3 separate regions of the Homo sapiens genome follow, and all the other regions are linked to region 3. The links are chromatin contacts, found by Hi-C or POLR2A ChIA-PET in ENCODE. All regions are on one chromosome and are shown on one strand. Each heading gives the region's core, a stretch centred on a gene start or an enhancer-like site at or near the end of the contact. The rest is flanking DNA. Distances are from core to core; before and after follow the strand shown. Region 1 overlaps LOC105373592 (a long non-coding RNA gene). Region 2 overlaps LOC105373592 (a long non-coding RNA gene). Region 3 holds the start of CLASP1-AS1 (CLASP1 antisense RNA 1).

The links. A loop is a pair of places that touch in the nucleus more often than their neighbours do. ChIA-PET counts read pairs that join two places held with the same protein, here RNA polymerase II (POLR2A). Pooled maps may share reads with other maps.
Region 1: a loop to region 3 is called in a map with no recorded cell type, with 3 times the contacts of the local background. The contact joins the enhancer-like site here to the promoter of CLASP1-AS1 in region 3. A Hi-C loop is called at or near these places in 2 of 37 single-sample maps with no recorded cell type and 4 of 50 pooled maps. POLR2A ChIA-PET finds 5 or more read pairs at or near these places in 2 of 52 experiments (activated CD4-positive, alpha-beta T cell and activated naive CD4-positive, alpha-beta T cell).
Region 2: a loop to region 3 is called in a map of CD4-positive, alpha-beta memory T cell, with 5 times the contacts of the local background. The contact joins the enhancer-like site here to the promoter of CLASP1-AS1 in region 3. A Hi-C loop is called at or near these places in 4 of 168 maps with a recorded cell type or tissue (CD4-positive, alpha-beta T cell, CD4-positive, alpha-beta memory T cell, GM12878 and 1 more), 2 of 37 single-sample maps with no recorded cell type and 8 of 50 pooled maps.

What each region holds. Positions count from the first base shown.
Region 1 is chr2:121,906,125-121,909,485 of GRCh38, forward strand. The region is part of intron 1 of LOC105373592 (a long non-coding RNA gene); the gene reads left to right. Among named protein-coding and RNA genes, the nearest start is that of LINC01823, 120 kb to the left of the region's middle. Within about 2 kb of position 1,912, at least 2 of the 41 ENCODE cell types and tissues checked have a DNase peak (open chromatin) inside an H3K27ac peak, as active enhancers do.
Region 2 is chr2:121,967,259-121,970,949 of GRCh38, forward strand. All of the region lies in intron 2 of LOC105373592 (a long non-coding RNA gene), which reads left to right. Among named protein-coding and RNA genes, the nearest start is that of LINC01823, 180 kb to the left of the region's middle. Within about 2 kb of position 2,038, at least 9 of the 41 ENCODE cell types and tissues checked have a DNase peak (open chromatin) inside an H3K27ac peak, as active enhancers do.
Region 3 is chr2:121,528,840-121,532,406 of GRCh38, forward strand. It overlaps CLASP1-AS1 (CLASP1 antisense RNA 1), which reads left to right and starts at 1,329. Exons shown (of 2, transcript XR_001739683.2): 1 at 1,329-1,936; 2 at 3,539-3,567. CLASP1 (cytoplasmic linker associated protein 1) reads right to left here. Exons shown (of 41, transcript NM_001395891.1): 3 at 1,408-1,486. RNU4ATAC (RNA, U4atac small nuclear) reads left to right here and starts at 2,041; the gene lies at 2,041-2,170. RefSeq lists a silencer at 1,199-1,398 and an enhancer at 1,589-1,718.

The DNA of each region.
Region 1 (3,361 bases), core at 662-3,161, 380 kb after region 3:
ATCACTGCAGCCAGGATTTCCTAAATATGGCCATAACATTTAAAAAGAATGAATACTTTTTAATTTCCCCAGGAGCTGGTATTCCTGTGTCATCTGAATACAGAATGGGGCCTGCCCAGGGGTCTCTCCCTGTGCCCAGAAGCCCTGCCGAGCTGCGTGGAGCAGATTGTAGCTGCACCCGCGCCACCGCCCCCACCCCCCCGCTCCCCCACTCCCCGCCCCACCCTGCCGCTGCCTTTCAACATACCGAGGCTCGAGGCTCGGAGGAGCTGGCAGCTGCTTGCCTCCAAGGCTTTCCAGAACCCTCTTCAGACAGCTCTCCCTTCAGCCAGTCTCCACTGAATAGTATTCTGTTGTATATATGTACCACATTCTTCCATAGATGGGCTTCTAAATCTTGGCTACTGTGAATAGTGCTACAGTAAACATGGGAGTGCCCATGTCTCTGACTATCATATGGTGGTTCTATTTTCAATTTTTTTTTTTTTTTTGGAGACGAAGTCACTCTTGTCGTCCAGGCTGGAGTGCAATGGTGTGACCTCAGCTCACCGCAGCCTCCGCCTCCCAGGTTCAAGTGATTCTCATGCCTCAGCCTCACGAGTAGCTGGGATTACAGGCGCCTGCCACCATGCCTGGCTAATTTTTGTATATTTAGTAGAGACGGGGTTTTGCCATGTTGGTTGGGCTGGTCTCAAACTCCTGACCTCAAGTGATCTGCCTGCCTCGGCCTCCCAAAGTGCTGGGATTACAGGCATGAGCCACCGCACCTGGCAGTGCACATTTTTTGTTTTTGTTATTCTTGGAACACACGAGGAAATGTTGCCATGCTTTGCAATTTCAAAGCACCTTTACCTGCATTGTCTGATTTCATCCTCACAGTAACTCTATGGGAGGTCTTCAGGGAGCAGTATTCCCAAAGTTAGATAGAAACCTAGATTCCGAAGGATTAAGTGTCTTTTCCTAGGTCTCAGCCAGTGGCATGGCTCAGTCTTAAACCCAGGTCTCCCAGTCTTTTCACGTACGTATGGGGGTCTGAGAGATGCCCAGGAGACAGCTGGATGTGTGGATTTGGCTCACAAGGCAGAGGCCTAGGCTGCAGAGAGAGAGATAAGCCTCACCAGCAAATGTACCTTTTGCTTTTCTGATAAAAGGAGACATATGCAGCTGCAGCTGGCTTTGCCCATCTCCCCTCTCCTACCTTGAAGGCAGGTGTGATGTCTGGGGCTGTGGCAGCCATCTTGTCACCAAGAACTGGCAAGTGATGCCAGAGGCCCATTCACCAAAGATTGTGGTGTGGAGGCACAGGAGGCGCCAGTGCTGCTGAGTAGTTGAAATCCCATGGGCATCTGCTTACCTCTGGACTTCCTGTGATGAGGAAAACAAGCCCTGCTTTTCTAAGTCCCTATAGTCAGGTTTTCTTTGCTTGATGTTTCCCCGGGAGATGTAACACCTAGAGGGGTAGCATGAAGGAGAAAGAGCAAGTACACTAAAGAATGCAGACAGTGCTGCAAGAGTAGGGAGGCTGGATCTTCAGTGACCCGGGATCAACCTTGCACCCGCTACCACCAGGCTGTGTGAGGTAAACGGGAGCTGTCCTGGTGTGCTAAGCCACAGCTGGTCAGGTTTCTGTTACGGGTAGACAAAATTATTCCTAATTGTTACACCTGTCTTCCTTGGGTAAAATGCTAAATTGATTTATGAAATAAATTATATAAATGGACACACACACACACACACACACACCCATACACAGAGACAGTGTTGAAACAGAGAGAGGCAGAGGCGAAGGTGGGGTGGAGGAGTAAGGGGCAGTCTGGCTGGGACCAGCCTTCCTGGGCAGGCATGAGGAAGGCACAGCCTTGGGTCTCGAGGGAGCAGCTCCATCCTGGGAGCTCTGCCAGGCGCTGTAGGCACCGCGTCTTTCTGCCCCCACGGCTCCCTGCTACGTGCTGAAAGCCTTTGTGCCTGCTGCTGCTGTCTGGGCCTCACTGTCACCCCATGCTGTCCTGTGTCATGTTTCCGTCGTGGCTGACTTGCCTCTGCATGCTGAGCTGTGTGGCAATTTGTAACAAAGCAGGAAAGCCCTCTCTCCCCTTTCTGGGACGCCCTGTAATGGAGACCTGAGCTGAGTGGCTTGTGCACCAGTGAGGTGTCTCCTTTTGGTTTCTCTCGGAGCTGTCCCTCTGTCCTGAGCCAGATGCAGGTGCAGGAGGCTGGGCTGTGGGAGGACCAGAGAAGCAGCTGCAGTGCTGGGCTCAGGATTCCTTTTTGCAACCAAAGACTGGGGCTTAGTGCCTTCTTCTCAGGGTGAGCTGTTTTCAGGGAGGCTCCTCAGTTCCTTGGCAACAGGCATCGTCCTTTGGGCACCCCACTGATTTGTCAGGTTCGCTGGTTCACATCCGGCTGGGTCTTTCTCAGGAACCTCCTTAGCCTCCTAGGGAAACAGACTCCATTCAGCACCTCCTTGTCCACTAGACACACATTCCTGGGCCATCAGAAACCTTTTTGGCCACAACCCGTGCCCAAGATGCACTCCCGCTTCCAAGATGGAGAGAAGGAACACCTAACACTGTCATTTTTTTCAAAGTTTGGGCCCCAGGCCTGCAGCTCTCTTCCCTCCTCCCGGGTGCAGATTCCAGATCCTGCCCACACTCCTCCTAGAACGCGTCAAGTGGCTACCTGTGCAGAAGCTTCTTTGGGGCTTACTTGTAGAGCGTGAATCCCAGAATAGACACTTCCCTATGAAGGAACACAGATAATGGGAGAAGAAAAAAGATACCTCCTTACTGGGGCAGGTTTGCTTTGCCCAAAATAGCCCTGTAACCAACGTGCTTCTGAAGTGCCTTTTGAAATCTAGGAACATTTGTAGTATTTTACATTCAGCTTAATAATTTATTGATGTTTAATATTTCACAAGAGTAAGGCAGAAAACCTGATAAAATTTTCATATCTGCTATTATAAGCTAAATGGAACATGAGGCGCTTCCGGATGGTGCTGAGTGGCTGAGGCCCGGGGTACGCCCCACACCCCCTCCCATCACAGCAGGTCCAGGCAGCTAAGTCAAACTCCTCCATCCATTAATTTTCCCAAATGTCCTGTGCACTTGGGAGAGCTGGAGGCCTGGGGATGTCGTGAAGTTTAGTTGAGCAGCAAGACCTGCTTATGGTGTGATTTGATGAGGGCCAAGCATCTCCCCTTTCCCCCCAATTTTTCCTGCTGACCTGTTGTTGATTCCTGAAATGTCCATCATTAGAACAGATTGCACTCCTTGCAGGAGCATCAATACCTGTGAGAAGCGTAGCTTATAAATAATAATATAGCAAATCTGTGTCACTGTTCTCATATATAATTCATTAACTT
Region 2 (3,691 bases), core at 788-3,287, 440 kb after region 3:
ATCACCTCCCACCAGGTCCCACCTCCAACACTGGAGATTATAATTTGACATGAGTTTTGGGTGAGGACACAGACCCAAACCATATCTATTTCCTAAAAGCATTGGATAATGGAATCCTTTTGGGGGAATACTCATAATAATAATTTTTTACTGGAAGTACTTTAGGGAAAGTTGATTGTAAGACTAAATCCCTCACAGTGGTTAATCATGCTGCATTATTTACTTGAAATTATCTAAGGGAGCAGATCTTAGTGTCCTTACTTCCCTCCCGCTCCCTACACACACACGAATGGTAACTGCTTGTGGTGAGGATGTGTTAATTAATTTGGTAATCAGGACACAGTGTATACGTATATAAAATCATGCAGAACACCTTGAATATATACTATTTTCCTTTCTTTTCTTTTCTTTCTTTCTTTCTTGTTTTTTTTTTTTTTTTTCTTTTTGTGAGACGGAGTCTCGCTCTGTCGCCCAGGCTGGAGAGCAATGATGCGATCTTGGCTCACTGCAAGCTCTGCCTCCCAGGTTCAAGTGATTCTCCTGCCTCAGCTTCCCGAGTAGCTGGGATTACAGGCCCCTGCCACCATGCTTAGCTGATTATTGTATTTTTAGTAGATGGGGTTTCACCATGTTGGCCAGGCTGGTCTGGAACTCCCGACTTCAGGTGATCCACCTGCCTCGGCCTCCCAAAGTGCTGGGATTACAGGCGTGAGCCACCACAGCCAGCCTGATTCAGCTTTTTAGAGAAATATGGGCCATCACGCCTGTAATCCCAGTACTTTGGGAGGCTGAGGTGGGTGGATCACGAGGTCAGAAGATCGAGACCACCCTGGCCAACACGGTGAAACCCTGTCTCTACTAAAAATACAAAAAAAAAAAAAAATTATGCCACTGCACTCCAGCCTGGGCAACAGAGTGAGACTCCCTCTCAAAAAAAAAAAAAAAGTAGCATGACAGACGCAGCTAATGCTCCTTCATGGAACCTGGCATAGTCTCATCACTTTCTATCTCACCTTAGAGGTAAGCTGCATCCTGAGCTTGGTGCTTACCAGCCATGTGTGTCTTCCATGTGCACTAGTATCTGTGTATAACAGACAACACATACTATTGCTTTGCAGCTTACAATGTTGCTGCAAACGAATGGTATCACATATCACACTAGCCATATCCTCCTGAACCTCGTTTTGTCCCTTCAGCCCTGTTGTTGGGATTTCCATATATGAATAGCTTTCCATGTATGAATGAAATAAAGATGAGGTATACCTCAAGCCATTTAGCCATTCTCCTGGTGATGGACCTTTAGGATGTTTGTACCATCTTTGATATTGTAAGCCAAGCTTCTGGGAATATTATTGTCCAGACATCTTGTTGTGTGTGTTAGTGAGAGCTTCTCTACTGAATATTCCTAGAAAGGGAATTGCTTTCTGGTTATCAGCTTCTCAGGGTACAACAGCTACTTTTTAGGTGAGTTTTTGCTTCTCCACATTCTCACCAACACTCAGAATTATCAGGGATTTTCCCACTCTCTTTGCTGTAAAATGGTGTCTTATTGTTTGAATTTAAGTTTTCCCAATTCCTTGTGAGGCTGATATCTTTCCCTGTTTCTGGCCATTTGTTTTCCTCTTCTGGGACTTATCTGTATTTCTCGTTTTTGCCTAGTTTTTATTTTAATTGTGTTTTTTTCCTAAAAAATGTTTTTTCCTTCAGTTATTGCCTTTGTTTTTTGATGCTGTTTATGATGTTTTTTGTTACAAGAAAGTTTAAAAAGTTTAATGTGTTATGTTTACCAAAATTCTCCTATGTGGGTTATGCTTTTTGTGATTTCTTTACAAAGGCTTCTCTACGTAGGAGTTAAAAAGATAGCCTATTTTTCTCATAAAAGTTTAAAATTTGCCTTTCTCCATTTAGGCCTTGTGAAATAAAACTAAAATAAGACTCCAAGCTCTCTGTGATTAATAGAGACAGGCTCCCTGTGAATAATAGAGACGCTTCCAGTTTAAAAGCAGAACCAGGCAGCGATGCGGGCTGATGAAGAATGGTCACATGTCCTTGGTTCTCAGAAAAACCAGCTCCTGACAAACATTTTGCTTTATATCCCCGAGCCAGAACAGTTCCTATAACCAGAGCCAAAATAAACTGCTTCCAGAACATTCTCTTCCCCACTCCAATCCAGTTGTTTGAAAGAAACTTCTGGTTTTAGGGTTGGAAACTACTCAATCAGAGCTCGAATATTTGGTTCCATCTGAACTGAACAAGTTTGAATCCTTTTTAGAACAAATGGACCTGATTGAGAACCTGGGCAAGAACATTCACTCCCTTTGCTCTTCAGCGAGCACACTTTCACTCGTACTGAAGTCTGAGCCTCCCTAATCTGCAGATTGCTTTCAGGAAGGAAAGCTCTCTTTTCCCTCTGCAGATCTCATGGTATTTTGTTAACAGTCTTTAATTCTTCTGGGGTTATTTTTGTGGGCTGTTAGAGATGAGAATCTGATTTTATTCTCTTCCATTTAAGTTATCAAATGTCCTAGCACCATTTATTGAACAATCTGTCTTTTCCTTAGTGGTTTGCAAAGATGCCTCTGTCATTTGTTAAGTCTACGCACACGCTTGCCTGCCTCCTCCACCGGGTTACAGCTGAAGAAACTGAGTCCTGGAAGAGGTGAGCAGGTTGCTCAATGCCCTGCAGCTGTGGCAGCCTTTCCAAACCACACCACAGGGAAGAGGAAGTGCTCTCTGCTGGGATTTTCTTCTCATCTTTCTCTTCTTTCCTCCCTTCCTTCCTGCTGTCTCTTGTCTTTCTTCCTGCTCCCTTTTTCCCTTGTATTTCTTTTTTATCGCAGATAGGCTTATGTTTCAGCTTCAAGTCCTGTTTTTGTGCATGACGCAGCCATCAGAACACAGCTATTCTTCAAGCAAATGTTTTATCAAAAATATGGCTAGGTATATCACATTTCCTTTTCCTGAGCATGGGCTGGCTGGGCTGACCTCTTTTCCATTTAGAAGAGACAGATAGTTGGGGCTATTAAAATCTACAGCACTTTTCTTTGGCTCCTGGTGATTCATGGCTACTAATCCCTGTGGATATGTTTTTATTTTCTTGGATATATTGGATGTGCAGGTGGTATATATTGAAAAAGCCTGTTGTTTATTGACATGAGCCCAGTAAAGACTCTGATTAATCTAAAAAATAAATAGAGAAAAGTGGAAGGTCACACTCTGGATCAAGAGCTCCAATTATATCCTTGATCCCTGAGTTATTTATTTCCAGTTGAGAGAAATCCTCCCTGTGGAGGCGTCAGGAGATAGATGAAGATTATTAACAGGCGAATGTGTGCGGGACTCCTTTTCCAACCCTTTCCTATCCTTGCTGGCCAAATGTGCCTTCTCTAACTCACCATTTTGGGGACACATCTAGCATTTTCTTTTATAATTCTCTTGTCTTCAGTTGTTTTCAATGGCTTGGAGATATTCTGTCCTTTCCCTACAGCCCTGAGGCACCCGGAGGGTTGCCTTTTTAGGTTTGCCTGTGACTCGGAAGGGTTGGATGTGCCTGGTGAGGTTCCCCCAGGGAATTTAGGACAGTTTCTCAGCTGCCCACATCCATGGAGTCCTTTCCTGGGGGATGTTCAGGATGGTGGCACATGGGTCTTGGGGTGTGTGGCATCAGCAAGAGAGCCGTCCTGACTGTGGG
Region 3 (3,567 bases), core at 79-2,578:
AGTATTCCTATCTCAATTATGTGGGAAGACAAACCCCTGACCTAAATGATGTATCTCATTCTAAAACCACTCATCTTTGCTCACAGCTCTACTCTCCTTGCTGAAGTCCATGAAAGTCACCAAAAGAGTCTGCAAAATCCTTTGCATGGACAGATACACTATTTGTCTTCCTCCTTACCCCACGTTCCTCCAGCCAGTTCCCAACGTATTTGTAAGCTGATAAAAATGGAAGACCTTGAGAGGAAGAGTCAACAGAAAGGAAAATTTAGGTAAAACACAAGGAGAGGGGCTCCAGTATATGTGTTTGGGGGTGGAAGGAGTGGGCACTTATGAATAAATCTTAAGTTTCATCACTATTGTGTATTTTTAGTTTTACATCACGCCCATACACACATGAGACAGAGCCCAGCTCTCCATCTTCCCCGACATACCCAGGGTGGACCCTCCCACCAGTGGTCCAAGTGCACCTGTAGACCAGAGATCAGCTTATTTTAAGAGTTTGTAAACCTCTATTACATGAGATATCCCTGAATAATTCAGCTAATTTAGGAGGAAAATGGAACACTATTAAAATATCAAATGTCTAAAAGTAAAAGCTTTTTTTAAATTTGTAAACAGTCGGTGCTCATGACCTTTTCAGAAGGAGCATATTGGTCGGAAAGTTAACAGTAAAGAATACATGTGTACCAACGTAAAACAGAGAAATTCCATAAGGAAATGGTTGCATAGAGATGCTTAGTGTTTATACTACCCCCATGAAACACCGGAGGTCAGGAATTTAGAGGTATTTAAATCTATGAAATCTGTGGGTTTTGTTTCATTTTGCTGACATACTGTTTTCCCTTCAAAATAAGAGTGAACATTTACTATACATTTGTAATGACATTTACAATCAAGGTGAAAATAGTCATGCCAACCATAATCATCTGGAGAAAAATACAACTGGCTTGGTTTTATAGGATTTCTCAAGGAAAACTGCCTCTCATTAAAGGGGACCGGGGTCAGGGTAAAATATGACTTGGTTGGCACTAAAGAGTGACAGCTAATTTAGCATAAGAAATAAAAATGGCACTAATATTTCATATTAGAACACGTATTACTAAGTTCCGTGTGAGAACACAGTGAAGCCAGTACAAAGGTATGGGGGAGGGTAAGGGCGCCCGCAGGCCCAGAGGCCAGGGGAGTCCAGCTGGAAGGGAAGGCAGCGGGGCGGCCGACCCAGGCTGCGAGTGCTTAGGGGGGCTGCGGGGGAGGGCGGGGACTGGCTGTTTGGGAGGAGCGGAAGGGAGGGAGAGGGGGCTGGAGGGGAGGCAGGGTGGCTGCCGGGAGGGTTTGGGAGCCGGGGAGGCCGAGGGAAGGCTGGGGGTCTGAAGGGGCCGGGTCCGCTCCACAAGTGCCGCAGCTCACCTGTGCCGATCTGCGCCTTGAACCGATCCTGCAGCCGGGTCACCAGGGCGGACAGGATGTCCATGCCCAGCAGAACCACCTGCAGCGGGAAACACCGGGAGCCTGTTAGCAGCCGGCCTGCGGGGCAGCGCTCCCGCCCACCCGCTCCGGGGAGGCCTAGACATTTCCGGCCCAGACGCAGTCCGAGAGTCCAGACGCATGCCGACTGGAGGACCAAAGAGATTAGCACGAAGAAGGATGATCTTCCACAAAAAGAGCTATGTACAGCTATAATGGAAAATACTCGGTGAGGAGAAACGAAATAAAAGGCAATACAGCGTAGCCAAACCCGGGTTAGCTGCGGGTGGAGTTCAAGAGCGCGCCGCGGTCCCGCCCCCGCCAGCCCCGCCCCGGCGAGAAAAGCGTATGCAAATTTTCGAGCGGCCGACGCGCGGTCTTCTGGGTAAAACCGAGCCGCCGCTTTTGCGACCCTTCGGGAGCCTCAGAAAACAAAGAATTGGGGTGTCGTCGAAAGCTGTGGAGGCTGGAGGTAAGCTAGCTACCAGACCGACTAGGGCGAGGCTCACGAATTAATTACCACAACCCTACCAGGTATTGGCGCTTCCTGCTTGCAGCCCAGGGACTTTCTATTATAACCATCCTTTTCTTGGGGTTGCGCTACTGTCCAATGAGCGCATAGTGAGGGCAGTACTGCTAACGCCTGAACAACACACCCGCATCAACTAGAGCTTTTGCTTTATTTTGGTGCAATTTTTGGAAAAATGAAAACCTGTTTTCATAGACTTATCAGTTCAAACAGCAGTAATTCGTAAATAAACTAGTACTTTGTGGTTAAACCAGTAGAGGGTGCACAAGACGCGTGGTTTTAGTGTCGCAAGTAAAGTTCTTTCAGTTTTTGCGGTGATTAAACGGGAAGGATTTCAACAGAACTTCACCCCTTTAACTTTACGCCGATCATCAACTGTTCTGTAACTTCCTTATGCTGAGTCAGCCCAGTAGTCTAGGTCAAGTTTCAATAGGAGACGAAGTTTCAGTAGGTCTTTGCACCTCACATAAAATGTAATCCAGGTCGGGCGCGGTGGCTCACGCCTGCAATCCCAGCACTTTGGGAGGCCGAGGGGGGCGGATCACGAGGTCAGGAGATCGAGACCATCCTGGCTAACACAGTGAAACTCCGTCTCTCCTAAAAATACAAAAAATTAGCCGGGCGAGGTGGCCGGCGCCTGTAGTCCCAGCTGCTCGGGAGGCTGAGGCAGGAGAATGGCGTGAATCCGGGGGGGTGGAGCCTGCAGTGAGCAGAGATCGCGCCACTGCACTCCAGCCTGGGCGACAGCGAGACTCCATCTCAAAAAAAAAAAAAAAATAGTAATCCCAGCACTTGGGGAGGCCGAGGCGGGCGGATCAGGAGCTCAGGAGATAGAGACCATCCTGGCCAACATGGTGAAACCCCGTCTCTACTAAAAATACAAAAATTAGCTGGGCGTGGCGGCGCATGCCTGTAGTCCCAGCTACTTGGGAGGCTGAGGCAGGAGAATCGCTTGAACCTGGGAGGCGGAGGTTGCAATGAGCCAACATCGGGCCACTGCACTCCAGCCTGGCGACAGAGCAAGACTCGGTCTCAAAAAAAAAAAGAAAAAGAAATGTGAAATAGTGAGCTTTTTGTGGAATGGTCCAATAGTCAGATTAAACCCTTCCTCCGTATGAAGCAGTTTTGCACTGTGAGACTTCATTAAACATGCTTCCAACACAAAGCCGGGCACTGCCCAATGTTCACACAACAACCAAACAGGACGGGGCAACAGTTAGGATTTCTTGTATACAGCCTGTGCCTGCCTGCCTCTGGCGGCTGATAAAAGCAAAAACTGCAGACTTTTCTATTCAGCTTTGAAATCTACTGCTTCAAAACTGAAGGAATCTAAATTGGCCCAATAATCCCCACAATACATAAAATGTTCTTGCAAGAAACTGGCTACTTGACAATATTGAAGAAAATAATTTTTAAAACTTTTATAAAGAGAACAATTTGTAAACAGATTTTTTAAATAATATAATAATGGTATAAACACTTTAAAATAATGACTCTACTTTCCAGCTAAAAGGGATTAGGTTTCACACTATGACTTCCTTCCAGAGTACAGTATGAAGTGGAGGAGTAACTAT